3 separate regions of the Homo sapiens genome follow, and all the other regions are linked to region 1. A link is a loop called in an ENCODE intact Hi-C map of the cell type or tissue named here. Cell type or tissue: endothelial cell of umbilical vein. All regions are shown on one strand. Each heading gives the region's core, and the rest is flanking DNA. Links, peaks and the distances in the headings are about the cores only. Region 1 overlaps ADGRA3 (adhesion G protein-coupled receptor A3). Region 2 holds the start of KCNIP4 (potassium voltage-gated channel interacting protein 4). Region 3 has its middle 180 kb from the start of ADGRA3.

Region 1 (10,121 bases), core at 3,119-8,118:
CTGTTCCACTTCTGTCTATAAATTTTGCTTTCACAGCGCAGTCAGCAAAACTAATGGGAACCATGAAGCCACTTTTCTTTTTAAGACGATCATTTCTGACGTTTGTAGTTGGGCCAAACTTGATCCCACCTCCCAGCACCTCAGAGCCACTGCAAGGTTTATCTGGAGAGGGGCCACCCTGGCTTTCTCCTGCAAAAGAAGATTTGGGCTTTCAGGTCACCAAGTGTTTGCTGCAGATTGGTTCTCATTAAAATAAACTCTGGACAGTGGTCCATAATTTTATTATCGACCTTTGATTTTCTTGAGGTTGGAGAGGCATCCCTTTAGAATGACAGATTTTTTCTTGGAATTTCATAATTATATAAAAAAGCAGTGATTAAAAAAAAGCAAGTTACTGGTTAAGAAAGCTGGATTATGTCCTTGATACTCCAGTGACATATGACATTTACTTTTCTTAAACTAAAATTTAAGCTTCTCTCATTTCCTCACATCTTCATCTAGAATTTCATCCTCAACTAGAGTTGCTTCATGTATAGGTCATGTGATAAATAGAAACTGTAAGTGTATCATTTGCATATATTGCAGTTATCCTATACTTACTGAGCACCTATTATATCCCATGAATTGTGTCCATTCAATTCCTACGAAACCCCTAGAGGTGGCGATTGATAATTTTCTACTATTAAATTGAGGAAAGTTAATTTCAGAGAGGTCGCATTATTTCCTCAAAATCACATTCTTAATAAGTAATAATATAGTGATTTCTACTAATTGCTTGTCACACACTAGGCGATTTGCTAAATGCTTAATGTGGACCATCTTACTTAACCTCACAGTACTTTTATATTACTCTTGGTTCCCAAGTGAGGAAGCCAGCACTTTAGGTCTTACGTGACTTTGCTCAGATCACCCAGCAGGTAAGAGGTGAATACCAGTTTAAAAATCAAGGAAAATTTCATTTCTGAGTTCACCCTCTTAACCATCAATATATTATTATATTGCTTTGTGATTGTTACAGTGTATAAAAGCTCTGAATCATATCTCAGGTCTCTTACTCTGGAACTTATTCTGTGTGTGCTGTGGCCTTCACCCTGTAGTTAACCTGTGCCCTCTGTATATTCCTCCTTAAAAAGAATGTTAGAAAATGGACTCTAGGCCGGGCATGGTGGCTCATGCCTGTAATCCCAGCACTTTTGGAGGCTGAGGTGGATGGATCACCTGAGGTCAGGAGTTGGAGACCAGCCTGGCCAACATGGCAAAACCCTCTCTCTACTAAAAATACAAAAATTAGCCAGGCGTGGTGGTGCGTACCTGTAGTCCCAGCTACTCAGGAGGCTGAGGCAGGAGAATCACTTGAACCCAGGAGGCAGAGGTTGCAGTGAGCCGAGATCACACTGCAGCACTCTATCCTGGGTGACAGAGCGAGGCTCTGTCCCAAAAAAAAAAAAAAAAGAAAATGAACTCTAATGTATAATGTCACATCTATGAAAAACACACTTTTGGTTTAATGTCTGGGAGCCAGTTCTGTCCTGTATTAAGGGTCGTCTTTGGTATAAATGGTAGTTTGTGGGCTTCCTAGAGCCAATTGTTGGTTTGTGTATTTGAGGATTGTGATTCCCTGTCACATGTCTATTAGAACACAGTGTTGCCTTAGCAGGCAACAGAGTTGATTATTAGGATAGGCCTTCCTGCTGCTTTCAAATCAGACTTCTGAGTTACTTACCAATTTTGAGGTAAGCCTTAGTAGGAACATTTTTTTTCTTTTATTTATTCTTTGATCTTCCTTGTAGGTTGGGATAATTCTTCACTATTCCACCCTTGCCACAGTACTATGGGTAGGAGTGACAGCTCGAAATATCTACAAACAAGTCACTAAAAAAGCTAAAAGATGCCAGGATCCTGATGAACCACCACCTCCACCAAGACCAATGCTCAGGTATCTCATATCTTTGTTGTATTAATTGTTTTGTTTGCTTTCATTGAAGCATAATCATAAATTATAACAAAATTGCTGAGTGAATTTTGGGAAGTAAAAGAACGGACTTGTATGCAGGACTGCCTGGTTTTGAAAATGGCTCAGGCATCCTTCCCGCTGCGAGTCCTCAGACAACTTCTGTACCCTCTCTGAGCCTTCCAAGATCATCTCAAAAGTGGGGCTGATTCTCCCATCCTCGAGTTGTGAGGAATAAATGAGTAAATGGGCAAAGCACTTAAGAGGGGATTGGCCATATAATCGGCTCTATGAAACTGTCAGCTGTTTTTATTTCCTTGAGGTCTTATGTCATACTCAAGTATGTATCAGTTTAATTATTCTATGCAAAGGACAAGAAGACTTGTGTGTTTTTCCTATCCATTATAATATGAAAAGTGGTAAATGGATTATCATGCTGGATGAATAAAATCTATCAGTGATGACCAAGCTTGTTGAATGCCTGATATGTCACTGGCCCTGGGCCAGGGATTTACAGAAGACTCCCTTGCCCTTTGGGAGTTTATAGTCTGCAGGAGGAGAAAGGCATGAGCACTGACTGCGCTGTGTGAGAAGCATAGTGGAGATAGGTTCTTTGAAAATGTAAAGAAAGAAGCCATTAATTTTGGGGGCGGGGGGTTGTTAGGAAATGCTGGACCACTGGCGTGAACTTTACTGTGATCATGACAAAGTGTAGAAGTGAAGAGTGAGCTGAGGAAACCTTGAGGAATGCAGTTTGGCTGGAGCCTCAGATGTTTGGTGTCAAGTAGCAGGAATTCAGGATGAAAGTTGGCTTTGAGGCCTTTGTGTGTCCTATTTAAAATGTGGGCAGCCACTGAAGATTTTTAACTAAGGGAGTGGCCTGACATGGTGTCATTTTAGAAGGATAGCTATGGCTCTAGTATGGAGTATAAATCAGAATTCCTAAGAACAAGGAATTCTGCTGAGGTTATTAGGGCAGCCCCCATGAAGACCAGAACAGTGTCAGGGAGAACACAGAAGAGGACACAAGTTTGAGAGGCTTGAGGCAGTTTCTCTAGGATTGATGTCCAGCTGGATTTAAGAGAGTTGTGTGAGGGAGAGAAATTTGAAGATGGCTGCAAGTTGTCTATTCTAGCTAGCTAGCGTGCCTTGACGGAGGGTGTTTCCATCAACTGAGAAATAAGATAGGAAAAGCAGAAATGGCAGGTGGGCGGGGGAGACATGGAGAGGGGAAATGGGGTGGCAGGCTCCTCAGTACTTTCTTGTGGAATGTTTACATTTTTTAGAAGTCCAGGGCTCAGCAGAGAGGACAAGCTAGAGATTGTCTAGGAGGAGCAGGAGACATTTCCTTATGTGGTCACTGAAGCCATGATAATGAATAGGAACTCCCAGGGAGAAGTTAGTTAAGAAAAGAACGATACTTGGACCTTATTAATGTTTAATAGATGGGCCGTGGAAAAAGTCACTGGATTTTTGGCTGCAGAAAGAGAACACCCGAGAACATGGATGATTTGTGGGAGAGTGGTTCTGTGTTTGACAAGGAGCAGCAGGGGTGCTCCGTGGCCCCAGAGTTATGTTGTAGGATGAGATTTGACACCTCCCTCACTTCTATTAAGAGAAATGAGAGATGATGGTGTTTGGCTTAGAAACTTGGGAATCTTAACCTTAAGCAGCTGTTCATTCCTATAAGGTTCTGAGAAGAAAGATAAAGAGTTAAGGAAAAGGCAGCTGGTGCTTCAAACTCTCTGCAGTCCCCAAATGACACACAAGTATCCTCTTTGCATTAGACAGCTCAAGCTCCGCCCTCTAGCCCTGCTTCCCCCATATCCTTGAGCTTATGGAAGCCTGAGCAACACTGCTGCCTACCTGGAGGGTGGGACACGAGATTTGCCAGTGAGATTCTTCTGACCCCAGAGAGGACATTTTTAGCATCATGGTGGTGAGTGGGTACAGCTGACAATAAGGTGATAAAGGCGAGAAAGTGGTGGTACCAGCGTTGGCAGAAGGAAGAGAGAAAAGAAGTGGTAGTTCAAGGAAAGTTTTAGAAGATGGGGAAACTTGAATATATATATAATACGTATTTTATATATATATATAATACGTATTATATATATATAATACGTATTTTATATATATATATAATACGTATTATATATATATAATACGTATTATATATATATAATATGTATTTTATATATATATATATATAAGCAGTAGAGAAGCATGCTAGAAATAAGCAATAGAGAAGATTTTAAAGATGCAAAATAGGGTTATTTGATAACAAGAACGGGGGTAGGGGGCGTTGAAAGAAGACAGAGAGGGTGATAGGACCCAAGATTAATTTTGGAAATAATACTTTCTTTTCAGGTAAGAAGCAGATGTGAATTAGTACAGCAGGAAGAAGGGGAAGGTCACGTATTATTGGCATCTCTCTAATCTGTGGAATAGAAGGCAGAATTATAGTTTTATAGGGTAATTAGTTTTCAGCAGTACTAACATCATGTTAAAGGATTTTAGTAACTAGGTACAAGGAAGAAACAATATATGGACAAATGTATCAGAGATATTGCCTTTATCCACCCAGTGCAAGATTTGGGGCCATGTCTCAGGAAGGAGCAAACGCAAAATTAAGATTCTGACTTACCCAGAATGGAAATTTATTTTCAGAGAGATCAAGGAGCTCAGAGATGAGCACAGAGTTTTTCTTTGTAGGACCAGTCACTGCTCTGTTTCAATCAGTTTTTATTGCACCATCATTTCCCTTGCTGTCCCCACCTCTCTTTGGAAAAGGGGTCAGGTAGGGCCTCTGCACTCTGTGAAGCTGCTGGGATCCAGATACCTTCCTTACCTTAATCTCAGTGGACTGGCGATGAGATACACAGCAGTGGGCAGTCCTGGGACATGCAGGTTGAGCTGAACATTAGTCAGTAATTAATATGTCATTACATTTCTTGTGTGAACTAAGGCACTTTTCAGTTCACCGGCTGAATCTAAAAGAAGCCAGTTCCTGCTACAAAAAAAAAAAAAAGTAAGAGTAAGTAAGCTGAAATCCTACCAGCAGGCTCAGAGTGTTACTTTGCCTGTCCACAAGGTGGCAGAAGCCGATCAGCTTTCCTCTACTCAGAAACTTACTAGACCTTGTGCTTTAAAACAAGAAATCTAAAAAACAAAATAAAAACACATTACTGCTAATAAATCAGCCTCCCAACTTAACTCTCAGCTTATTATTGGAATAAAGATAATAATTAATCTTCAGGGAATGACTTTTGAAGTACTGAGACATTATGAGAGATACATGTTAAGAAATGGAATGATGAGTGGTTTTTCCTGTGATTCCTCCTTCTAGATTTTACCTGATTGGTGGTGGTATCCCCATCATTGTTTGCGGCATAACTGCAGCAGCGAACATTAAGAATTACGGCAGTCGGCCAAACGCACCCTAGTGAGTATTTTATATTCTCTGTGTACTTGACCCAGTTGTTTCTCTTTTAAGTATTTTCTAGGCATTACAGGTGATTGCAATTTCGTAGATAATTTGTTGAAACATGTAGCATCGATCTGGTTTACCATTTTCTTTTCCAGTTGCTGGATGGCATGGGAACCCTCCTTGGGAGCCTTCTATGGGCCAGCCAGCTTCATCACTTTTGTAAACTGCATGTACTTTCTGAGCATATTTATTCAGTTGAAAAGACACCCTGAGCGCAAATATGAGCTTAAGGAGCCCACGGAGGAGCAACAGAGATTGGCAGCCAATGAAAATGGCGAAATAAATCATCAGGATTCAATGTCTTTGTCTCTGATTTCTACATCAGCCTTGGAAAATGAGCACACTTTTCATTCTCAGCTCTTGGGGGCCAGCCTTACTTTGCTCTTATATGTTGCACTGTGGATGTTTGGGGCTTTGGCTGTTTCTTTGTATTACCCTTTGGACTTGGTTTTTAGCTTCGTTTTTGGAGCCACAAGTTTAAGCTTCAGTGCGTTCTTCGTGGTCCACCATTGTGTTAATAGGGAGGATGTTAGACTTGCGTGGATCATGACTTGCTGCCCAGGACGGAGCTCGTATTCAGTGCAAGTCAACGTCCAGCCCCCCAACTCTAATGGGACGAATGGAGAGGCACCCAAATGCCCCAATAGCAGTGCGGAGTCTTCATGCACAAACAAAAGTGCTTCAAGCTTCAAAAATTCCTCCCAGGGCTGCAAATTAACAAACTTGCAGGCGGCTGCAGCTCAGTGCCATGCCAATTCTTTACCTTTGAACTCCACCCCTCAGCTTGATAATAGTCTGACAGAACATTCAATGGACAATGATATTAAAATGCACGTGGCGCCTTTAGAAGTTCAGTTTCGAACAAATGTGCACTCAAGCCGCCACCATAAAAACAGAAGTAAAGGACACCGGGCAAGCCGACTCACAGTCCTGAGAGAATATGCCTACGATGTCCCAACGAGCGTGGAAGGAAGCGTGCAGAACGGCTTACCTAAAAGCCGGCTGGGCAATAACGAAGGACACTCGAGGAGCCGAAGAGCTTATTTAGCCTACAGAGAGAGACAGTACAACCCACCCCAGCAAGACAGCAGCGATGCTTGTAGCACACTTCCCAAAAGTAGCAGAAATTTTGAAAAGCCAGTTTCAACCACTAGTAAAAAAGATGCGTTAAGGAAGCCAGCTGTGGTTGAACTTGAAAATCAGCAAAAATCTTATGGCCTCAACTTGGCCATTCAGAATGGACCAATTAAAAGCAATGGGCAGGAGGGACCCTTGCTCGGTACCGATAGCACTGGCAATGTTAGGACTGGATTATGGAAACACGAAACTACTGTGTAACATTGCTGGGCTTCCTAGGCAGAAATTCATATAAACTGTGATACTCACATTCCTTGAAGCTATGAGCATTTAAAAACTGTTTACAGCCACCATAGGGATTCAAAAGAATTTGGAATAAACTTTGAAGTTTTGGATTTTACTTATTTTTATCCCCAAATTGTTGCTATTTTTTAGGATCTGAAACAAAATCTTTCTAAAACATTGTTTTAGTTGTCAAAGCACCAACAGGACATTTTGGGATGTGAAATGTAATTTCTTGGAATCTGTAATTTGTACTTAATATTTCAGGCTTGTATTTAATATAATAAATAGGTGTTTGTTATTGTGTCGATCTGTTATTTTTATATTTTACAATATAAGCATTTAGTTCTATTTTAATGAAATTAGTGGTTTGGGGTATTTTAATTAGAGTTACACATAAGTCAGTTATATATATATATTGCATGGTTAAGTGTATTGATTTTGGCACATAAATCAAAGTGATTTTTGGGTTGCTGTATTTTATAAGTCTAGTTTTAAATATTACCAGGTTTTAAAAGGATCTCTCAGGATGTTTTTTGAAAATGGAAATGCCTAAAAAACTTCCTACGTTGCCTTACTTTTGCGTTATTCCTTGGATCCTATTAATACTATTTTCAACATGGTCGTGGCCTTTTCATTGCTTTATATTCGGTCTTAAGTTTCTTACTCTTTTTGGTGTGGCCAGGTGGGGGTGATTGCTGCACGAAAGTTATTCTTGAATGCAAATGAAGAGCTACCACTTAAGGTTCACATTCTTCAATATTGGCTCTTATGTTGACTTTTATTTTGTACTTAAACAGATAAAGTTCCTTAGATTCATGCTGAAGTACTGATTAAATCCCATTCCGGAATTCTAAAAACAGCTCTACTGCAAAAGTTCTCGCTCACTGGTCTTTGCTACACTGCAGTCTAACCCATCTCCTGTCCTGAGTCTCACTGTGGTTCTCAGTTCTCTCGTATGCAAGACAATGTCTGCAAAATTGACACAACTTTGATCTCTTTTCAGCGGAAGTCTAAAGGTTTGAATCAGATTGGATTCAAAAGTACATATTCGAGAAATGCAAAAAAGAATCAAGCCGTTTAGCTTAATAAACTTCAAATTCTGAGAGATTAACTGCTTATGTACAGAGAACAATTCTCTGAGCCATCCTGAGATTACCCATTCTAGTGTAAATGTTCACTTTTCACTGGGTTACTGCATTAGAAATGTTATTTTGCTTGACAATAATAAAACCGATAGTTCTACTTAAGCCTTTTAGGTTTGAGTTTTAGAGATGTTATTTTATGGTGGGGGAAATAAAGCAGCCAGTGGATAGATTTGGCTATATTTCCTGGTTTATGGTCTCCTGGTAAATTGATATATTATGTACAAGATGGTGTTTGGAAATGACAAAGATAAGCTAATAAGAAATGGAGTGAATAATTCTTATTTATCACTATTTTTTTGTTTGCTCGGTGTTTAACCTGTTTGACCTGCTGGTCAGCTGTACCTAGGGAGATAACTTTCTTGTTCTTCTTTTTCCTGCCTCTGCATAGGAAGTGAGGAATTTTCCTTCCTGGAAGATGTTGCCCATTCAGCAAGCATTTATTCATTTAAACATGCCTTATTTTAGGTAACAGAACAGGTGCTGGCGGTGGGGAAGGACTGGAAAAGAAATCAAACACTTGGAAGAAGATGGAGATTCTGCTAAAAATGTTCAAGGGGATTTTGTTACTCATAGCGTGGAGAGTGATGAGCGATCACTTACTCATCCTTAGTATTTCAATTAGAGTTTTGATATTTGTATATAGGAAGTGAGTAATATATTGTATTCCTCCCACCTTTGTCGTTTATGATTTATAGCTGAGATTCTCTATTTTTCATAGAATTGTAAACTGCTAACAGATGTTTCAGTTTTCTTAGAGATCAGCATGATCATTTTCCTAATTTAAAAAATTTGACAACTAAGATCCAAAGAATTTCTGGCTTGCTGGACATGCTGGCAGGTTATACCATGCCCACGGCTAGAACCATGTTTGCCAATGCTGAGGCCGCCGTGCTTGGCAACACATTTCATTGCTTTTACGGTGTTTATTATCTATAAAATTGTATCAGACTTTATTCTTATCTTAGTTGTTTTGAGTTTTAGTTTCATAATAAGGTATAGTTGGTTATATTCTGCTTAAGGAAACAGTTATGATTCTTTTATTTCATGACAGTTGTTTTGTTTTGTTTTGTTTTGTTTTTAGAGTTGAGGTCTCACTCTGTTGCCCAGGCTGAAGTGCAGTGGGGATCATAGTTCACTGTAACCTCGAGCTCTTGGGGTCAAGCCATCCTCCCACCTCAGCCTCCTGAGTAGCTGGAACTACAAGAACAAGCCAGTAGCCCGGCTGTTTTTCTTTTTATTTTTGTAGAGATGGGTCTCACTGTGTTGCCCTGACTGGTCTCAAACTCCTGGCCTCAAGTGATCCTCCAACCCTTGCTTCCCAAACTGTTGAGATTATAGATACGAGCCATTGAGCCCAGCCAAAAGTTGTTTTCTTAATGTAAACATTATATCTACAGATTACATATATAATGTTATATACTAACCTGCTTTTTAGGTAACAGTTAGAAATTAGATTTGTGTATGACTATTTTTGTGACTAGATTTATATACTAACGTACATGTATATTAATATTTCAGGTCATTAATAGGTGGCAACTGATTTTTAAATCTCAGGATATTTTGGATAAATGTAACAATGTAACTATATGTATGTTCAATATATTTATATTAGTAATATATACAGATGGCAACTTAGGTTTAGTTGCTGATTGGAATCTATACATAGGTCTCATTATAGAGAAGCAACAATGTTAGAACAGACTTACATGTTTCAAGTATTGAGTTCAGAATGCCCAAACTGAAGTTGGTTGAGAACATACAAAATTAGGAAGTAAAAACATTAACTGAAAACATCTGATGCAGGAATTAAACTAAATCATCAAGGTAAGTGAGGCATACAACAGCAATCCAAAATTTAAAACAAATCTTAATTCTGTTTTTCTTTTTGGATTCCAGTAATCATTTAGTTATTTTAATATTGACTCCAGTGCTTTTATCTGAGAGGTGATTTGATTGTTCATAATCACTTAATGATGTTTTCCAAATTTGAGTCATTCTGTCACTTTTGCTAATTTTGTTATATTTTTCTTAACACTTGTATTAATGCTGTCCATGGATTATTGCTTATATTGAAATATAAGCAATAATAAATTATATTTATTATATATATAATATATTATTGAATATATTGAATATATAATATATTATTGAATAATATATAATATATTATTCAATA
Region 2 (10,121 bases), core at 2,068-7,067, 440 kb after region 1:
ACAAAATATGATGATGATAATGGTGATAACTATTACGATGGCAGCTCTTACTGACTCTATGTGCCAGGGGCCATCCTAAACACTTTACATATGCTGCCTCATATAATCTTTCCCAATAGTTAAGTAGACACTATTCTTTTCTTTACTTTTTTTTTTTGAGACAGAGTCTTGCTCTGTTACCCAGGCTGGAGTGCAATGGCATGATCTCGGCTTACTGCAACCTCCGCCTCCCAGGTTCAAGTGATTCTCCTGCCTCAGCCTCTTGAGTAGCTGGGATTACAGGCATGCATCACCACACCTGGCTAATTTTTGTATTATTAGTAGAGTTGGGGTTTCACCATGTTGGCCAGGCTGGTCTCGAACTCCTGACCTCAGGTGATCCGCTCACCTCGGCCTCCCAAAGTGCTGGGATTACAGGCATGAGCCACCTTGCCCGGCTGACACTATTATTTTCTTCATTTTAGAGTGAGAAAACTGAGGGAGGTTATTAGTCCTCAAACATACAGCTTGTTCACAGTTGGAACTGGAATTCCAACCCAGGCTGCAGAATCCAAACCAGCATGCTCAGGTAGCTTTAGAAGTCATCATATAGAAGACAAAATTTGGAGTTGGACAAGTATTAGTGATTCAAAGTTGTGGGTGGTTTCTGGAAAGAGTGTTAGCTACAGAAAAAGAGAAAGAAGTAGTTGGTCAGTAAGTTGGAAGTTTGCTAGGAGAAGTCTGCAGAAGAGGGAGAAGGTGGCACGCGACAGAATCGAATGATTGAATCTGATAGAATGGGCAGCGAGAAGACTTGTTATGAGGAAGCTGGCAAGTGGGAAGAATGCATTGGCTGTAAAAGTATGCAGACAAAATTCAATAAACATTTACACTGCACATGATCCCATCCTCTCTGACTCTCTCTCCTGTTACCCTTTCCTTCTCTCAATGTACTTCAGCCCTGTCAACCTCCTGGCTGCCCTGCAAACATGCTATTCTTATGTTAGCTCTTGCTCTTCTCTCTGCTTGGAAGTTCTTTTTCCCTTGAGATGCCCATGGCTAGCTCCTCGCTTTCATCAGGATTCCAATTAAATGTTGCCTCTTTCATAAAGCCCTTATGGACCCCCTATATAAAAGTGATCTCCCTAGCAGATCACTTCTGATTCCTTGATTTATTGTCAGTCTCTCTGCCTTCTAGATAGTCAGCCAATAACTGAGGGTCTTTGTTGTATTCACTGTGGTATCCCAGTGCCTATAATTGTGTCTTGTACACAGTAGTTACTAGATGTTTGCTGAATAATGAAAAAACAAATGTTTAGTGAAGACCAACTATGTGCAAGGAACTTTTCTAATTGCTTTGTCAATATAACATTGTTCTCAACTTCAAGAATCAGGGTTGCCTGTCTTTATACAGTGATTGCTACATGCCAGTCACGGCTCTAAGCCCTTTGCATCTATTGATTTTCTTAAATCCTCACAACAAAACAATAATGTAGGTACCAGTTATAGCTGATATTTGTACCAGGCCACAGGATTATGAAGTAGTGGAACTAGGATTTGAACCCAGACAATGGGGTGTCAGCATCTGTCTCCTTAACAATGAACTAAAAGAGTAAAAGGCTCTCAAGAAATATACAAATACATGCTACAAGGGCTCAAAGGACTAAGTAAATCGCTCGTGCGTTTGGGGGTGGGGAGAAGGGCAATAAGGTGTCAATTGAGACCTACTTGGAGAAAGGGGGAAGATTTCACTTGGTGACAGTGTGTATAAATAATCCAGCAGCCATAGGGAAGGCAAATAGTTTCACAAACACTTAGAAATGGCTTCCACCCAAGTCATGGCCAACTGACCTTGCAGCTGAGAGTGAGAGGGAATTTTAATTCAGTTTGCCTGGAGAACGGGTCAACTTGACCTTTCTTCTGAAAAGAGAGGCTTCATGCACTTGACTCTTGGGGACACAGAAATCTGCATTTTAATTTTGACTTCTCAAACAGTAACCATGGCCACAAGTGGTCTATTGGTTTCTCTTTACCTTCCCAACTATTCCCGGCCTTACTGTGCTTTAGAAGGGCAAATGACCTTGCGGGTGGTGAGCGATACCTCCTGGTTGACCTGCCTGGGAGATCTCAAATGAAACCCCCCACATGGATGCTTCTCCAAAATGCCACCAGTCTATGCCACCCCCTCTCTCCAAGGTGGTATTCTGCACCTCGGCCCTGCGATGTTCACCTGGAGTCTAGAGCCAGTGTTTCCCCACACTTAGCCGAGTCGCATGACCGGTTCTAGCTTCAATGGGGGAAAGTTTCCCGTCTAGGAGTTCTGGCGCTCTGCCCGGCTCCGGAGAAGGGCATCTCCTTGCGCTTCCTCTCTGGTGTCCTTCGAACTCAGCCTAACTTTGTGCAGCAGTATTTCCAGTCTAGCTGTCCAAGTTGGAGCCCCTGGGGGACGCAGCGGCGCGTTGAGAAGGCGCGGCGCCTTCGAGCCCCTCCCCAGAGCAGGCGCTGCTCGCAGTGACAAGGGGTCCTAGAGGCGCCCGCTGAGAGCCGCTGGCAACTCCCGGGGGTGTCCTGCCCAGCCCGAAGTCACCTCGGGTCTCTTTCGGGTCCATCTACTCTGTCGCCAGAGGCACCGTGCCACCCGCGGCGCTTTCCTCTCCCCGCACCCCGCCCCCCGCATCCCCAGTCCGGTGACTTGGCAGCAGGTGGCAGGGGCGGCGCTCACGAGGGCGAGGGGCTGGGGTCCCCGCACTCGAGCCGCCCGTGCAGCCCGCCCGCTTCCAGCCGCCGGCGCGAAGCTGCCGGCGCCTCGGCCTCCCCCGCCACCCCGCGCGCCCCCGCCGCCAAGGGCCGCGCAGCGCCCCCGGCGCCCCCCGCCGGCCTCCGCCCGCACCTGCAGCCCGCTCCGCGCGCCCTGCCCGCAGCCGCCGCCGAAGCTCTCGCTCCCAGCGCCACGGACGCCCCCGGGCCGAGCGGCGGTGCGCTCCCGTGCAGACCCGTGGACAGACGCCCCTGGCCGGTGGACTCTCGAGTCTCGCTTCTGCACCCTGCGTCCCTAGACATGAATGTGAGGAGGGTGGAAAGCATTTCGGCTCAGCTGGAGGAGGCCAGCTCTACAGGCGGTAGGATGCAATAAGCTTGCGAGCGGGCGCCCGCTTCCGCCCTCCTTCCCTCGCGAGCCAAGACGGCTGCCCCTTCCCTTCCTCGGCTGGGGACGCTTGTTGCCTTCGCTGCATGAGACACAGTCACCTGGCGGGACTGGGAAGGGGAGGTGGGAGCGGCAGGAATGGGGTGCAAAGGAGAGGGGGGTGCATGCAAGATCCAGGTCGGGGAAGAAAAGATGTTTGAAGTGTGTTTGAAACTCGCCGGTGGCAGGGTCCCCTGCGATCCTGTGCGTACTTTTGCCTTCTCTGAAAATTTCCGAGGTTGTTTATGCATCTGCCAGATGACTCCAGACCGCACGCTTCCTTCCCCTAACACCTGGGGATTAATGAGCTGAAATAGTATTGATCCTCGCCTTCCACTTTTCCTTCATGCCCCCACACGTTTCTTCATTACAACTGTATTTTTGTCCCCTGGTAATATACTGGCGGCATCTTGCCCATGTCAGATTCTAAAGCAGGAGCGTATGGCTTGTTTTATGGCTAGCTTCAGTTTAGTGTGTTCAGAGAAAATGGTCCTCAGTGACACTTGCAAATAATTTATATACAGTACAGCCTTGTTAAGGTATCGGGCACTGTGTTAGGAGCTTGGCTTTCAGAGAAACGTGCGTTCTGCGAAAGCAGGGAGAAATGTTTTGCTGTTTGGTGGGATCCATAGAGAAATAGGAGACGATGCCCTTCCACAAAGCGTCTTGGGTTGCATCGATTTGTTATTAGGTGGTTTTGATGTGTACAGAGTATTTTACAGGAGCCGGAAAGAGAATGGAAGTGATTTTGGGGCACATGAGAGTGATAAAGGGCTGGACCTCTCCCTGATTACATAAGCTAAGGGGTCACATATGGCTATAGCATAGTTTGGGTTTAGAGGGTGAAAAACTTGGACTCGAGGGCTGTAAACTTGCAAGCAAAGAGGTGTTTCCACTTGCTGCCTTCTTTAGTACTCAGGGAAATGGAGTCACCTCAACAACTTGAGTCAATCATTCGAATTTATGGCCATGAGAAATGGAAATGGACACCCTCCCTTTCTTTTCCTCACTCCAATAGTTAAGGTCATCGTAACCGGGAGGACACTAGTCTCACTTGAATATGAAATTTTAAAGAGAACAGTCTTAATCCTTTTGGACTGGAAAAAATAATATGAACATCACCTGTAAAGCCCCACATTTGACTTGTAACTGTGTTTAGTTCTGTTTTCACTTATGCCTGGAGATGCCCACTCATTACGAGCCAAGCATAAGTAGATTATCTCTTGTGAGAAATGCTTACAATCTTTAAGAGATCAAATGTTTCCTGAGTGGCGTGTTTAATGTAGAGGGCTGAGTAGTTTTGGGGTGTTGAGTTGAGTTCGTAGGGTCTCTGTCTTTGCAGTTCTTTAGAATAAACAGGGTAGAGGGCTAGCGCTGTCCTATTAGAGACACATTCACACACGGCAGCCCAGGGAACTCAAGGCTGGAGCAGATGGCAGGAATGTCGTCTCAGGATCTGGATGGCTTGCATTGCTTGGCTCCTCAGTGACCACAGCTCTTTGACTGTACCTGTTCTTCCATCAACCGGATGGGGATTGAATCAGCATGTCTAGACTATGCACAGGGTCATGGGTGGCCATAATCACTATAAATGGGAAATGAAGATGAAGTCACACCTGGGGAGTACTATACATTTAAAAAAGCAAACCTTTTACTGCTATCTCCAGAATCAGCATGTGTTCACTGTTTATTTAGAGAACAGAAATATGTTGTTTTATACCTTGGCTAAGGTGAGACCAAAGTGATGAGTTTTCTGGCTGAGAATTGATTTGACACCTGTTTCTTGAATTGTATTCACAAATTTTTAGTTAGTTGTCATATGATGAGAAGAATAAAGAAAAAAATAGTTTGGATTATCTTTTTTATTCTTGTTGATATTGCTTCAAAGCTAATATTAGAGAATGATCCCCAAATATGTAATACTATTTTCACCAAACATATGCATAAGTACTTTGCTTACTTGTGATCAGATATAGGATGGTCTTTACTAATCCTGGGATGAGAAGGGATGATTTTTAAAGGCTTAAACTCTGTCTTCCATTTTTGTTTTAAAATAATAGTCCCGATCTCTTGTTCTCTTTCCAATAAGTAGGCTATTTATATAACTCCCAAACTATCTTGTACTATGATACAGTTTTTCCTTGAATATATATCTCTGGAATGGAGGTTTATAAGATGATTTAGCTGGAATCTAAGCAAAATTTAACTGGAAGATCTAACTGAGAGAAATGTAGGTGGATGATAGAGAAATCAAGAATTAGAGAAGTGTGAGTCTGTGTGCGTACGTGTATGTATTTTATGACCTGACTTAGAGATAGAACACTGTGAAAAATGGTTTGCTGAAAGGCAAAGGATGAAACTACATGAATGGAAAGTAGAGAGGAAATGTTGGAAATGACAGAACAGAGTCGAGTTGCAATTCTGAAACTTTATAATAATTTAGTTTAAAAAGTTCGTTCCGTACTCTCTTCTCAACAAGTAAACGCATCTAGTATGCTAACTGATGAACACCACCTGTAAATCACTGTAATTGACATTGTTAATGCCAGAGAGGACAGAAAATGGGTGAGTTGTGCATAAGTACATACAAGTAGAGAAGGTTTCTTACAAATTAGAGTGCTCACTTTTGCCCTGCCAGCTTCCATGTTAAACCCAAAGCCTGACCAAAATACATTTTTCATTTCATTGTCTAATCCCATATTTTGCACTCCTGCTATAAAATCAGAACGTAATCCTGCTAACAGTGGAGAGACTGAGGGAGATGATAATTCAACTATGTTTGAAAGAGAATCAGAAACAAGGTCAGAGGAAAAAAAAAACTACAAAATTATTCATTGGTGTCCTTAATTTGTGCCATCTAACTTAGAGATGGCAGATGTTATGTGATGTAATCTACAACTAAAAATGAGGAAAATGTATGTTTCAATAGTAGAGTAAAAAAATGTCTTCAATTTTGAATTGCCATTTGATGGATGTATCGTGGCTTTGGCTTAAGTTTCATGTGTTTTAAAAATAAGGCAAACTCAAATTAGTAATTCCACAAGGGTAATATTGAAAAATCCATTTATTCTGAATCCATGAAAAGCTTTTCATCATACAATCATTATTTTATTTTCTTTATGTCATATAAATGTAAGAGGTGTACTAAACAAATGATAGGACAAAGTGTTGAAATTCAGCCACCCTCTCTCCCCAGGCCTGAAGCTTATGCCCTCTCATAAAATAAAGCTGTGGATGGTTTGGAAATTAATGAGCCATGCAATATAAAATCTGTGTGCAAGATTTCTGGAGAATTGTAGGCCAGGTAGTGGTTGATTGTTTTGAAGATATATTTCTGGGCTTAAATTATTAAGCCCTTCTTACTATTTTTTGTCCTTTTATTTATTTTTCGTGTTCTCACTTTTTCCAGAACATGTGAATAATATTGCTTTTCAATAATACATAACAGAATGTGTTTTTTTACTTAATAGCCTCTCTTCTTAGCGACTATTTCAAGTAGATTAACGTGTGAGGCAGGGAGGGGGTTGTGGGGAGATGAGTATTTTGTTTGTTCAAGGATCCTTTGCAAGTCTGAAAAATCTTTCAAAATTATATAACTGCACCCATTATTATAAATTAATTTACCCTTGGGCATTGAAGCACCCATTTCATTCCAAAAGTATTCATTTGGTTAAAGGTCCTGAGGGACTTTTCTCAATTCGTGTCGTCCTGAACTCACTGGGATGTTTCATGCTGTTTACCAACATGTGTTGGAAGACTGTGAGCTCTGTGAGAGCAGAAGTATTCTGTCCTGTCCACCACTTTATCCCCAGTATTGAGCATGAAGTCTGACTTGTAATATTTGCTCAACAACAGATATTGAATGAATGAAGCCTTTCCCACTTGCACTGAATTATTCTCCTTTCTCTGATTTCTCTCAGATCTCTCTTTTTTTTTTTTTTTTTTTTTTGAGACGGAGTCTCATTCTGTTGCCCAGGGTGGAGTGCAGTGGCGTGACCTTGGCTCGCTGCAATCTCTGCCTCTTGGGTTCAAGCATTTCTCCTGCCTCAGCCTCCCGAGTAGCCAGGATCACGGGTGCACCCGCCACCATGCCCGACTAATTTTTTTTTTCTTTTTGTATTTTTAGTAGAGATGGCGTTTCACCACGTTGGTCAGGCTGGTTTTGAACTCCTGACCTCAAGTGATCCTCCTGCCTCGGCCTCCCAAAGTGCTAGGATTACAGGCGTGAGCTACCGCGCCCAGCCAGATCTCCTTTTATGACACTTATTTCCTCTTTTTGCCCATTTTGTGCAGCCTTTCACATGGTTGTCTTTTAATTATCTTCTCCCTCTATACTCTCTTCCTAATCAAAGTGTGGCTTTGATTCTTATTTTGATGGGGAGTTATCTCTTGAGTGTATAGTCTGCTCCATTCCTCTTCTGCTCGTCAGACTCATAAGAAAGTTTTACCAGCACCTTAAAGTCAGTATGTCTAAAAAGACATGCTCTATCTTCTGAAAACAATTATCGTGGCAACATTTTTTGAGGCATGTTGTTAAAAAAAAAAAAAAGCAAGAGTCTCCTTCTCTATGGTATTCTCATCATGATGAATAAGTCACCAAGACTTGTTGGTTCTTTCTGTATTTTATATCTGTCTCTTCCTTCAATTTCCATTTCTACCACCAAGATTATGTTCTCAGCATCCTTTCTAGGCCATGAGGGTTACATCCTATTTGCACTAACTGCTTCTCCCCACTCAAAACCAACTAAATTTACTGAAACCTAACTTGAGTCATAGATTCTCCTGCACAAAATCTTTTAATGCCCCCCTCCATTACTTATAGAATCAAAAATACAAATTCCTTAGCTTGATTTTCAAGGCTCCTACGAAAATCATGACGCAGCTGGGTCTACACCTTGATCTGGCTAAACTGAACTGTTCCCTGGTCTCCAAACATATCTCCTTTTTTCTTTCTTTCTTTTCTTTTGAATCAGAGTCTCACTCTGTTGCCCAGGCTGGAGTGCAGTGGTGCCATTATGGGTCACTGCAGCCTCGAACTCCTGGCCTCAAGCAATCCTCCTGCCTCAGCCTCCTGAGTAGCTGGGACCATAACCAGCTATATCTCCTGTTTTACCCACTGCTTAGAATTAACTTCCTGCCCTCACATTGCCTGGTGAAAATCTGTATATCCATCAAGACACATCTGAAATGTAGTGTCCTTCTCTTGCGGGCTTACTGATTTCTCCCTGACTCCTCCCCAAATAATTATTCTTTGAATTTTCATAAGTTGTTTTTCTTTTATTGTTGATATAGATCTGAATGACAAGGCAGAATTCACTGGACATAATTTGTCTCATTTGCAGATGTTCTGTTGACTTTTTGATGGCAAGTAGTACCATGCAAGAATTACTAATTTTTGTACCTCTAGTAAGCACTTCTACAATGCTTCACAAACTAGTAGACATTTAGACCAGGAATGGTGGCTCACACTTGTAATCTCAGCACTTTGGGAGGCCGAGGCTGGCAGATCGCCTGAGGTCAGGAGTTTGAGACCAGCCTGGCCAACATGATGAAACCCGTTCTCTACTAGAAATACAAAAATTAGCTGGGCGTGGTGGCAGACACCTGTAATCCCAGCTACTTGGGAGGCTGAGGCAGGGAGAATCGCTTGAACCCAGGAGGCAGAGGTTGCAGTGAGCCTAGATCGCACCATTGCACTCCTGCCTGGGCAACAGAGTGAGACTCTGTCTCAAAAACAAAACATAACAAAACAAAACAAAAAACTAGTAGATATTTAAACATATTGATTGAATTAAATCACGTTGTCCCATGGTAGACCCACCAAAGACCAAAGTTACAATTCACATTTGATTGCATGTTAAGCCATTGGCTGAAAGTGACTTTTGGCTCCATGTCTTTCCATTCAGTGGACTGAGTTTATGAGCACAGTACATGACATCAAGATAATGCTCCTTTGAACTGTGAATGTTCTTGCATCTATAGCACCATGACTATCAGAGTGTACAGTGTTTCTGAAAAAGAGCTTAATAGATGCCCAGTGTTTTTGTGTATTTAGGGCAGTCATCAATGTCATCTTTGGGTGTTGTTACTATGACATTCCCTCATTCTTACTCCCTTCCAGATCAATGATCACCTCCAACATCAGTAGTCTGAGGGGCCTCACATCTCCTGGCCCCTAACCCCACAAATGGTCCTTTGTAAATTTCCCCTCAGTGAGTGAATGCCTACACCACCACATCCACCACCATTATTCTCATCAGATGATAGATCCTTGCATTACAGCAGTGGATGTGGAAAGGAATGGGAAAATTTAAAAAGGCATGGAGATGTCATTCAGTGTATATACACCCATTTCCTCAGGTGCATTTCCTTTTATATCAGATTTCACAGTGAAAAATCAGGCTGTATTGAGAGGGAAGTAAGTGGGAAGTGAAAAGTGTGTCAAGGCTGAGACAAGCAGAAGTTCAGCTCCTTTGCTGTCATTGCTGTGGCTGTATCTCCTCTTCTTGCCCAGTCTTTTCACTACAGGCTGTGCTATATGCGCACACATGCACGTAGCATTAGAAAACCTGAAAAAGGGGTGACTGTCAGTATTTAAACATAAAAGCTCTTCACACACTCTGACAATATAAGGAATAATTTGAACATGGATATAAATATAGAATTTTCCATATTGAGCATTTGGCCTTCATGCTCATGTTAAGGCTGATTTTTCTTCCTAAACGAACACAGCCAGTGTGGTTGAGTGGCTCTCTCATTGGAAATAGATTGTCAGTTTAAATACCCTTTGGATATGTTATTGACCTTTTAGAAACTTCTCTCCCTCTACCTGTCCCACCCCAATTATTTATTTAGGTAAAAATGAGTCCTCAAAACATTTTACAGCAACAATTTTTAACTTTTTGGTTACCTGAAATTTGTATTGGCTTAGGGAAATGTCCCCTTTTGTATTCAGACA
Region 3 (10,121 bases), core at 3,436-8,435, 300 kb before region 1:
AAATCACCGGGAGTTAGAAGCTCATAAGAACTGTAGAATTGGGTCCTCAATGTCATTTTCATATCTCTTCCGTGGCCTACCATCAAAGTAAACAAAATGCCACGGAGCTACCTGATGTTTTTGCACCTCACGTTCCCTCCAGCCAAACACAGAGGACAGAGTCAGCTTCACAAGGGGTTAAAAATCATGGGAATTTTTCTCTACTTAAAAACATTGCGGGAGACTCACTTCTGTATGTACGATGATTTTTTGCACTTTCTTCCCTGCCTCTTAGTCTAACAAATACATTTTTTAGGTTTTACATGGTTCTTTACAACTCACCTAAAACACATAATTTTCCTCCTGCTTATACCATTTATTTATTATTTATTTATTAGATTCGTATTGTGCTTTCTTCCAAAAGGCTCAAGGCACCATGCAGTCAACTCTTATGTAATAACATTAAACTCTTCTATAAGACCATAAACAGTGAAATAGCCAGAGGAGAGGAAGAAAGGATCTGAACAAGGACAGGACAAAGGAAAGGCCGTGATTCCGGCAAAATACGCAACCAAGTAGTCAATGTGTTAGGAGACCTGGTGATAAGGCCCAGTCCCTGCCCCTCTCAGTGGGGCCCACCTGCAAAGACCCTGACAGTATTTTCTATATGGAGACAAAATATCTCCATTTTCGCAGTGAGGGTGAGGGAGAGTATGCTAGTTATTCTTCAGGGATTTCAAGAGAGTATCTGAAAACAAATATACCAATACAGACAACTGTATTTTGAAATACAGTGGAAAGAGAGACAGTAGAAAGAGATACGTGGTAATGTTTTATAACAAATCTTTAAAAGTGTTAGATTTTTTTACAAATACAATTCAGGCTCAGTCCTCAGCTCTGCTGAGTGTCTCCTGACTTCCAATGCATCTACAGACCTTCCAAGGCCAGGGCAGCACAAAACTGCAAAGATTATCAAAATCAAAAAGAGACAGGCTGTTCTCGGCTTTAAATCCAAGCCATGCTGATTTGATAAAGCCACGAGTGAACTTCCTGCACTGTAATCCAGTCGATGGTGGGAGAAATGGTTAAACAGTAACTCTCCTGGCAACTGCTGGTGAAGTAGTCAAGCATGAGCAAGGAGGGAATAGATTCTAACTAGCAGTCCAAACAAGAAATGACCATTCCCACTAAATGGAGTAGACAGTGTAACTCTCCTTCTCTCAGAGTGCAAGAGAATACAGCCAGGAGAAAGAAAAATAATAATAGTATTGGCATTAATATTAGTATTTGGTGAGCACTACATGGGGGCACTCTTATACCACAGTTACATATGCTTACCTCTTCAGTCCCTAGAACCAATCTACAGAGAGAGTATGACTATGTTTCAAATTTCACAAATAAGAAAACTGAGGCTTAAATATATTATTTGCCCAAAGTCACTCTGCTAGTAAGTGCTTGAGCTAAAATTCACACACAGCACAAAAGGATCAGGAAGAGCTCCTAGGGTGGAAAGCAAGCAAGCATGCAAAAGTTATGCTGTGAGTTGACAAAGATAGCAGGCTGATGGCTCTTGGCAGAGCATGATGGATCAAGTACCCTACCTAGTAAACTATAGATAGTTAACAGCAGGTTAGAGGCCACAAATAAAGACCTCAAAATATGGCAGAAGCAAGCCTAAGTCCGAAGAGCATAGGACAAACTGGCTCCAAGCAGACAGAAGAGATGCAACAGTATTGAGATCATGTGAAGAGAGGAGCTCAGAATGGGCCAGTTAATGTTACCTCCAGGTCCTAAGTGGGCAGGAACTCAAAGTTAGTAGTTGAAACCCACTCTATTGTCTTGTATAACTGCATATTTATGCCAAGTTAACTGTAGAGTTCCATAGTGAATCATTCTTTGTAATCCTTTTGTGATCCTCCCAGATATGAATATGATGCATCGAGCACTCACTAAATGCCAAGTACTTAACACACATTATCTTATTTAAACCTCATAGCTGTGCTACACAGGAGACACCATAATAATCTCCATCTTACAGGTGAGGAGGCACAGAGAAGATGAGTCATTTGGACAAAGTCACAAATCTAGTAAAAGGAGAGATGGAATCCAAGTCTAAAGAGTCTTCCCCCAAAGCTCATCTTAATAATCACCAATGCTATGTTGCTTCTAGAATCTGATTCTATTTACACCATTCTGGTGCTCTACCATGCTTTCTCGGATTTTTCCGACCTCTCTTTTGAGACGGAAACTAACAAAGATCATTGCTTTTGTTTTTATTCCCAGAGGGTCAGCCTATTCAGTCACCCTCTACAACAAAGTGGAAATTATCTGGAAGAAGATGAAAGAAGATCCCATGTAGCGAAAAAGGTGGCATGGAATCTCAGCCAACCAGGACACTGTCAGACGTTCCTTTAAAAGAGCCTTGTATCACAGATCATATATGTGCAATAATATACATAATCCCCCAGTGGGAGATGTCTTCTACATGGCAGTTATCACAACTGTGTAGTAAAGATTCCTCCTTCCCATTCTAGAGGATGGGGAAATAGCAATTGAAGCTAGGAATCACAGGCAGCATGGGTTGTACCAGGATCAACTTGTCCTGTTTCTTTGTCTAGAAAGATCTCCCCATATTCAAATGGCAGTCTCCTCCTCATACCTTAAGTTTAGACGGAATGATGCTAGTTCACAAAGATCCTCCTTGATGACCCATCCTGAAGAACTGGTTTTCACGTGACCCTTTCCCACAACATCCTATTATCACCATAGCACTTACCATAGCAGTCATTATTTCATTGATTGATTGACTTGTTTTTCTCGGTGTATAAGTTTTCTAGGGGTGCTGTAACAAAGTGCCACAAAATGAAAGCCTTGAACAACAGAAATGTATTCTCTCACAGTTCTAGAGGCTGGAGTTCCAAAATCAAGGTGTCAGCAGGCTCATGGACCCCCAAGTCTCTAGGTAAAATCCCTCTTGCCTCTTTCTAATTTTTAGTGGCGACTATTGCTCCTTAGCTTACTGTAACATTCCAATCTCTCTCTCACACACGGTGTTCTCCTTGTCTCTTTGTCCAATTTTTCTTCTTTCAAATTTCCAAATTTCTCAGTGTCCAAATTTCCTTCTTTTTAGGACACCGGTCATATTGGATTGCATATCTGCCCTACTCCAGTATGATCTCATCTTAACTTGGCTAATTACATCCTCCAGTGGCCAATTCTGGCTTCTAGAACCGTAAGAGGATAAATTTATGTTGTTTAAGCCCCACAGTTTATGATATTTTATTATGGCAATCCTAGGAAGCTACCACAATAACTCACTTTGCTTTGTTTAATCCAGGGTTTCATATACTTATTTGACCAAATAAATATTTTCTCCATGGTAGCTATTAACAATCTCTAACTCCCTTTGTGGAGGGGAAGGGGGGACATACGTGTTTTAGAAAAGTAAAGCTCATCTTCCTATTTCACAGATGAAGAAACTGAGACTCAAGGAGGACAAAGAATTCACACACTTGTGTGTGGTAGGATGAGGATCAGAACTTGGGCTCCACAGGCACTCTGGGTGCTCTTTACCATTTGCTTCTATTTACTTCTCAGCTGCCCCAGGAAATATGGTGGCATACAAGATTAGGCTTGGCTTGGCGCTCACTAAGAATAGAACAGGGAACTTTTCCCAATTAATGAAGGGCTCTTTGAAAAAATCGACCCAATATTCTTCCAGCCAATAGAAAAAAATGATTCTCCTTTGTAGAGGAGTTGGGGCAAATGGATTCTAAAAATCAATTATAAAAGCAGCTGGTCCAATGTAAACTGATGTCTCAGCTGAGTTTGGACTGACTGAAAATCCAGCCACAGCTTGGTTTTCACCTCTTCATCCCTCCACCCTTCCTTGTGCCTAAAGAGACAAGAGAATGTGAGCCCCCACCCCTGACATGTTTGAAAAGGGAAACAAATTCATTGATAACATTGTGGTCTGTTCAATTCTTTGCTTTTCTTTTTGCCTCCTTACCCCACCATCTTCCTCAGGTACACAGGACACACCAGAAATAAAGCACTCCCACCCCAGTGAAGGGGAGAGAGTGTCCCCTACCTTCTACTTGATAAGCTGCAGTGGCTGCCGCCCATCCAAATCCTGCAGGGAAAGCCATGGTTTAAGAAGCTGTCTACTGGGATCTTCAGCTGCCAGAAGCAGAGCACCCTTTGGCCAGAGGAGCCAGGCAATTGTGCAAACAGAAAATGAGCTCTCACCCTAGAATGAAGCCTCAGAATACAAATATTTATGCAAACAACAAGGAAGCAGGGGCAAAGGACACTTGACTGCCACAGCCTTGATAAGAATCCAAGATACTTTGTACAAGGCCATCATTTATACTTTCTTCCCCCAGCACTCCCTGATTCTTAACAGAGTTGATAACCCTGGGTGCTAAGTCCCTGATTTGGCAGGGCACCCATTTACCTGATGTTTTGCCTTTTAAAGTAACATGAACATTGTTTTAAAAAGTCATTATCATCCTACTAGAATTTTCCCTTAGTTCATTCATCCCAATTCCTGATCCGTACTCTGTAGAGGTAACCACTTTTAACCATTTCTTCTGATATTTAATCCCATATTGTGTAAATAATAGGGTGTTGCTGCTTATTTTTTTCAATTTTAGATAATTATTGACTTCTGGGTATAGGGCAGAGGATCTAGCACTCTCTCTCTCTGTTCCTCCTCCCTCCTTCTCTTCCACCTTCTCCCATCTGGCCAACATGATAAAATTACCTTTTCATTTAAATGAATTCAATATTTATATTTCTATGAGTCTGTATGGCTCAAAGCTGAGCCATATAGTATACATACCATGCTTCCATGCAACTTTTAATTTTCTCTAGGGTTAATCCACTGCCTGATCTTTATGTTTATTTCATCTTCTTTACACCTATTACTAATTCATCCCCAAACACTCTGACAGAAGAATACATCTCTGAGTTGTTCAAACAACTCTGTCTTCCTGCTCCATTCTGCACTGTTTATTTTTTAGGACACCACAGAGCTTTGACCCACGATCTCCTTCACATCATTCAGAGAGGCTCCTTCACCTCTCCCCTGGTCTTTCTGTTTCTTTTCCCGCTTTAGAGAAGCACATCCTCAAATAACTGTCTGATAAAGGGGGCATGGGACATAAATATTTCAAAACTCTGTAGTTGCTCTGGAATTGTCTTTAGTCTAACATTGCTCTTAATATGCAGTTTTGTACAGGATTTTATGATGAAAATAATTTTCACTCAGAATTTTGAAGGCATTGGTTCCTGATTTTCTAGCTTCTGGTGTGGCTACTGACAAGTTTGATGAGAATACAAGTCCTGTTCTTTTATATGTAAACTTTTTTATTTCCCCAGCCCACCCTCTCTGACCCCCAAGTTTCTGTTTCTGAAATTTCAGTCATGTTCATTGGTGTGGAACTTCTGTCCATTGTGCCAGGAACCCAGTGGGTATGGGTTTCCACAGAAATGTACATGTTAACAGTAGGGGAAACTGGATGAGGGGCCATGGGAACTCCCTGTACTATCTTTGAAGCTTCTGTGTAAATCTAAAATTGATCCAAAATAAAAAGTTTATTTAAAAAAAAATGACTATGGATTGGGAGGCCAAGGCGGGCGGATCACTTGAGGCCAGGCGTTCGAGACCAGCCTGGCCAATGTGGTGAAACCCTGTATCTACTAAAAATACAAAAATTAGCCGGGCATGGTGGCAGGCGCCTGTAATCCCAGCTACTCGGGAGGCTGAGGCAGGAGAATCGCTTGAACCCAGGAGGCAGAGGTTTCAGTGAGCTGAGATTGCACCATTGCATTCCACCCTGGGCAACAGAATGAGACTCCATCTCAAAAAAAAAAAAAAAAAAAAAAAAAGACTATGGAAAGAGAGGAGGTATGTATAACCGAAGTGAGGAAAGTTACTTACTCGGTTTCTCTACATTGCCATTAAATCATTCTACATTGTGTAATGACAGGAACATAAAGTTTGAAACAAGGTATAAGTAGGTTGAAATCCTACCTTCTCCAGTTATCCTAACTCTAAGAAGAGATTATATACAGAAAGAAATTGGAAAAGACACTGAAGATATTTAAAGGTACATGTTTGGTGAAATAACCTAACAAATGCATGGCAAACTATTAAATTTGGCTTATGTTGTCATTCAGTTCTGAAGCAATTGTAAATTGAGAGAAAAAATAAATATCGAAATGTTTTCACGATAGAACGCTAGATGGCAGTATTGCAATTTTTTTAGGTTTGCAAGTTGCAGTATAAAGTGGTATTAAAATTCAGTTATTTCACTAATGGCTGTCTACACCAGTCGCCCCTGGCTAATTACTACTGCTCTTCTAAAGATACTTCTCCAGAAGAAACAATCTATCTTCTCAGTGCTTCACATACTCTGAAGTTATTAGTCCACAAGTGGCAGAATTAATTTCTCTCAACATTGATTGGGTTGTTGTTCTAATCCAACATTCTCAAGCTTTTTGGTGTCAGGATCTCTTTACACTCTTAAAAATAATTGTGGTTCCTAAAGAACTTTTTTTCTTTCATGTGGGTTATATTTTATATTAAATATATTTGCTGTATTAGAAATTAAAACTGAGATTTTAAAAAAACATTTATCGTTGACTTCAAACAGCAATGAAGAGCATGTTAACAGAAGTTACTTATTTTATGAAAAATAACCATATAACCCCAAACAAACAAACAAAAATATTTAGTGAGAAGAGTGTCACTGTTTAAGATTTTTACAAATCTCTTTGCATGCCTGGTTTAATAGAAGACAGCTAATGTTCCTATCTGCGTCTTATTCAATTTGTTGTCTCTAGAAAACTCCACTGTACACTCACAGAAGAATACAGACAAGAGTGGAAAAGGCAAATCATATCGTAGCATCATTATAAAAAGTTTTGACCTGGTGTACACCCAAGTGGGTCTTGAGGACCTCTAGGAGTCCACAGAACACATTTTCGTAACTGTAGCCCTCCTTGAACTCACTTTCCACCCCTCCCCTAAGACCTTCCATTGCAACCCAGCACCCCTCTGTATCTTTCTCACGTTTCTGAGAACTCATTTCACTCATCTGCCCTGCACTAGGGCCCAAATGGCTCTAAGGCATGAATTTGCAGCCATCATCTCAGGTAAGAAAGAATTATTGTATTTTAGATTTTTCTGTATACAAAAAGTAGTCTGACTTCATGGTCCCATCCAGGAAGATTGGCTGGTAATTTAATTTGTCATTACTGTATTTGGGCCCCCTCTGCTTCATTTTAGGGCCATACAAGAAAATTTGGGTCTTATGAAAACCAAAATTCTTTGTAATACCTGTGTTTCTATTCCCCTACCTCCCAGTGTTGGTCTGTACCAGTTAATGCCAAGATGCCCACTCTCCAGGTCTACTATGGTCTCTTCAAGTCCACTGATTCTAGGGACTCAAGCCTTCTCCAGGGGTGAAGCTCTGAGGTTCTATGTTCAACTGCCGCTCATCACAGCCACAGTAGTTCCTCTGACGTCCTGCCACCTTCTGAAGGTACTGCCTCAGAACAGCACAACAAACCTTTTTATTCACGAGTGTCACCAACCTCTGTCTACTCCCCAAGCAAACATAAGTTACTTGCATTATAGTTTTGTCTACAGGTGTGCTCTTTCTAGAAGTCCTGGGACTGCTAAGTATATTAATCAGTCCTCACACTGCTGTAAAGAACTACCTGAGACTAGGTAATTTATGAAGGAAAGGCGTTAGATTGACTCACAGTTCCACAGGCTATACAGGAAGCAGGGCTGGGAGGCCTCAGTCATGGCAGAAGGATGAAGGGGAAGTAAGCATGTCTTCATGTGACAGGAGGAGAGTGCAAGTGAAGGGGGACTACACACTTTTTTTTTTCCTTGAGACGGAGTCTCGCTCTGTCACCCAGGCTGGAGTGCAGTGGCGCAATGCCGGCTCACTGCAACCTCCGCCTCCCAGGTTCAAGTGATTCTCCTGCCTCAACCGTCTGAGTAGCTGGGATTACAGGCATGCATCACCACACCCAACTAATTTTTGTATTTTTAGTAGAGACGGGGTTTCACCATGTTGGTCGGGCTGGTCTGGAACTCTTGAACTCATGATCCGCCCGCCTCAGCCTCTCAAAATGCTGGGATTACAGGCGTGAGACTACACACTTTTAAACAACCAGATCTCATGAGAACTCACTCACTATCATGAGAACAGCAAGGCAGAAATCCACCCCCATGATTTAATCAACTTCCACCAGGCCCCTCCTCCAACACTGAAGATCATAATTCAACATGAGATTTGGGTAGGAACACAGAGCCAAACCATATCATGAAGAAACTGTAAATTCAGGGACCTCTAGGTAAAAAGGAAAAAAAAAATCTTGCACAAAACTTTATTTGTTAACTGTAAAACAAGCTGTTCTTTAGTAAGAATTCAGCCCTATTAGTCATGATCTTGACCCTCCCAACTTGAATTGCTGAGATTCAAAAACTCTGGCATTCAAAATGCTCCTGCATACCTGTGTAGGAGAAAAAGATTCTAAATGAACGTTAGTCTATCTGTAGCAAAGATGCCTGTGTGTTCTAGCCGCCCTTGTTTCCCCTTCCATCTTGCCACACTTTTTGACTACATTTTTCAGCAACTTTGCAAATGGTTGTGACCACATTACTATGTGTCCTGGCCAGTGGAATGTAGGCAGAAGTAATGTGTACCACTGCCAGGCTGGGACACTACAATCTGCCTGCATAATCATTCATGTTTCAGCCATGTATCATCATTCTTCTTTCATCCACTGGCTGGATATACAGGCTCCACTGGAAGACTCTAAGACCCTAGGAATTCTCAGACGGAAGGAGCCTGGTTCTCTGTATCACAGCATGGAGCAGAGCCACATAACAGCCTGTGAACAATCCACTTTAAACTACAGTGTAAATAAGAAATAAACTTTTATTTTTCTAAACTACTGAGAGTGGAGAGTTGCTGATAAATACACTCTCTGAAAACAAACTGCTTCCTTGAGCTTTTTTTTTTTTTTTTTAACATAGTTAAATGACTTCAAAGTGTTTTCTTCCAGAGGAGAGCCTCTTCAGTGATACTATGTCATTGGAGAAGAAAGGAAGTGGAAGGGAACGTGAAGAAGGGGCAGGTGCAAAGGGTACATCTACTTGCAGTGGTTGGTGCAATGGATTATTCATCATGATTTCCTGCATTTACCAAGAAAGGTCTAGCCAAATTTTGACCTCAGAAGGCAAATTTTACAAAATTGCTTCTCAAAAAGGCCGCCGACTCCTGCAAGTAATCTGCTATTTTTAAGATTTCAATAATTCTAATTACTACTGTACATTTACTTCCTATAAGGTCTCCCAGGCTACCTAAACATCAATTGTATTGCTTTAATATTGACTGGAATTACATAAACTCATTGTGGTAATACCAGCTTCTCAGGCATGAAAATGCAAAAATGAATTAGTTACCATATTGCTCTCAGTTTCTTAGTAGACAGAATCTGTCAAAACATGAGGTGTAGAAAGTAATTCAGTAATAAAGGGCGTCTTTGGTTGTGGAAATTCTGACAGCCGTGTTGTGTGTGTGTACGTGTGCAGGAGCCAGGGGTAGGAACATTTACTAACATGAGCCACCCAGGACTTGGACGACCTACCTTTTGGTAACAGAATTTGATTTTCCATTGGGTATCTGCCTTTTACCCTATGCAGCCTAAATGTTTCTGGAAAATCTGACCCTGGGCCCCACGTAATAACTTGTCAGCTCCAGGGATTCATTTAAGGCCATATTCATATTTCATCTCATTGGTTACAGGGATTAAATTAGTGATGGGCTTGAAACCCAATTCCAACAATAAAAAATGAGAGAAGGTCTGTTAAGATTTCTAAGAAAAAAGCTTCCTCACTTTTCCAAAGAAGCTATCCAGAAAGACATACTCTTCCTGCTACACCTCAATACGGAAGTTTTTAGCAGCCATTTCACAAACATAGAGGATCAACCTTGGCATATAGAGGAAAGAGGGAATGAAATAACCTTTGTGAAATTATGGATTCCTTTTATGGTTTAGGTGTCTTTGAGTTTGTTTCCTGTTACTTGCAACCAAAAATTTCAAATACAGTAAAC

Evidence for each region. A loop is a pair of places that touch in the nucleus more often than their neighbours do. Peaks named below come from ENCODE experiments on the same cell type or tissue, not always from the same donor. Only the 100,000 strongest peaks of a DNase experiment are listed, where the experiment ranks them.
Region 2: it touches region 1 in a loop (4-fold over the local background); 4 of 110 quality-filtered maps call a loop at or near these places.
Region 3: a loop joins it to region 1, with 5 times the contacts of the local background. A loop is called at or near these places in 26 of 110 quality-filtered maps.

The regions. Positions count from the first base shown.
Region 1 is chr4:22,384,360-22,394,480 of GRCh38, reverse strand. ADGRA3 (adhesion G protein-coupled receptor A3) reads left to right here. Exons shown (of 19, transcript NM_145290.4): 17 at 1,791-1,936; 18 at 5,298-5,393; 19 at 5,534-7,105. The coding sequence ends at 6,776. Among named protein-coding and RNA genes, the nearest start is that of MIR12115, 130 kb to the left of the region's middle. RefSeq lists an enhancer at 7,989-9,188. In endothelial cell of umbilical vein, for the core only: a CTCF peak has its summit at 5,022 (motif pointing right); a DNase peak (open chromatin) is centred at 5,060.
Region 2 is chr4:21,941,548-21,951,668 of GRCh38, reverse strand. It overlaps KCNIP4 (potassium voltage-gated channel interacting protein 4), which reads left to right and starts at 2,897. Exons shown (of 9, transcript NM_025221.6): 1 at 2,897-3,098. The coding sequence starts at 3,038. RefSeq lists enhancers at 1,949-2,449, 2,450-2,950. In endothelial cell of umbilical vein, for the core only: no CTCF peak of the experiment used is centred there; no DNase peak of the experiment used is centred there; H3K27me3 peaks cover 787 bases.
Region 3 is chr4:22,687,022-22,697,142 of GRCh38, reverse strand. It overlaps the pseudogene GBA3. Among named protein-coding and RNA genes, the nearest start is that of ADGRA3, 180 kb to the right of the region's middle. In endothelial cell of umbilical vein, for the core only: no CTCF peak of the experiment used is centred there; a DNase peak (open chromatin) is centred at 6,262.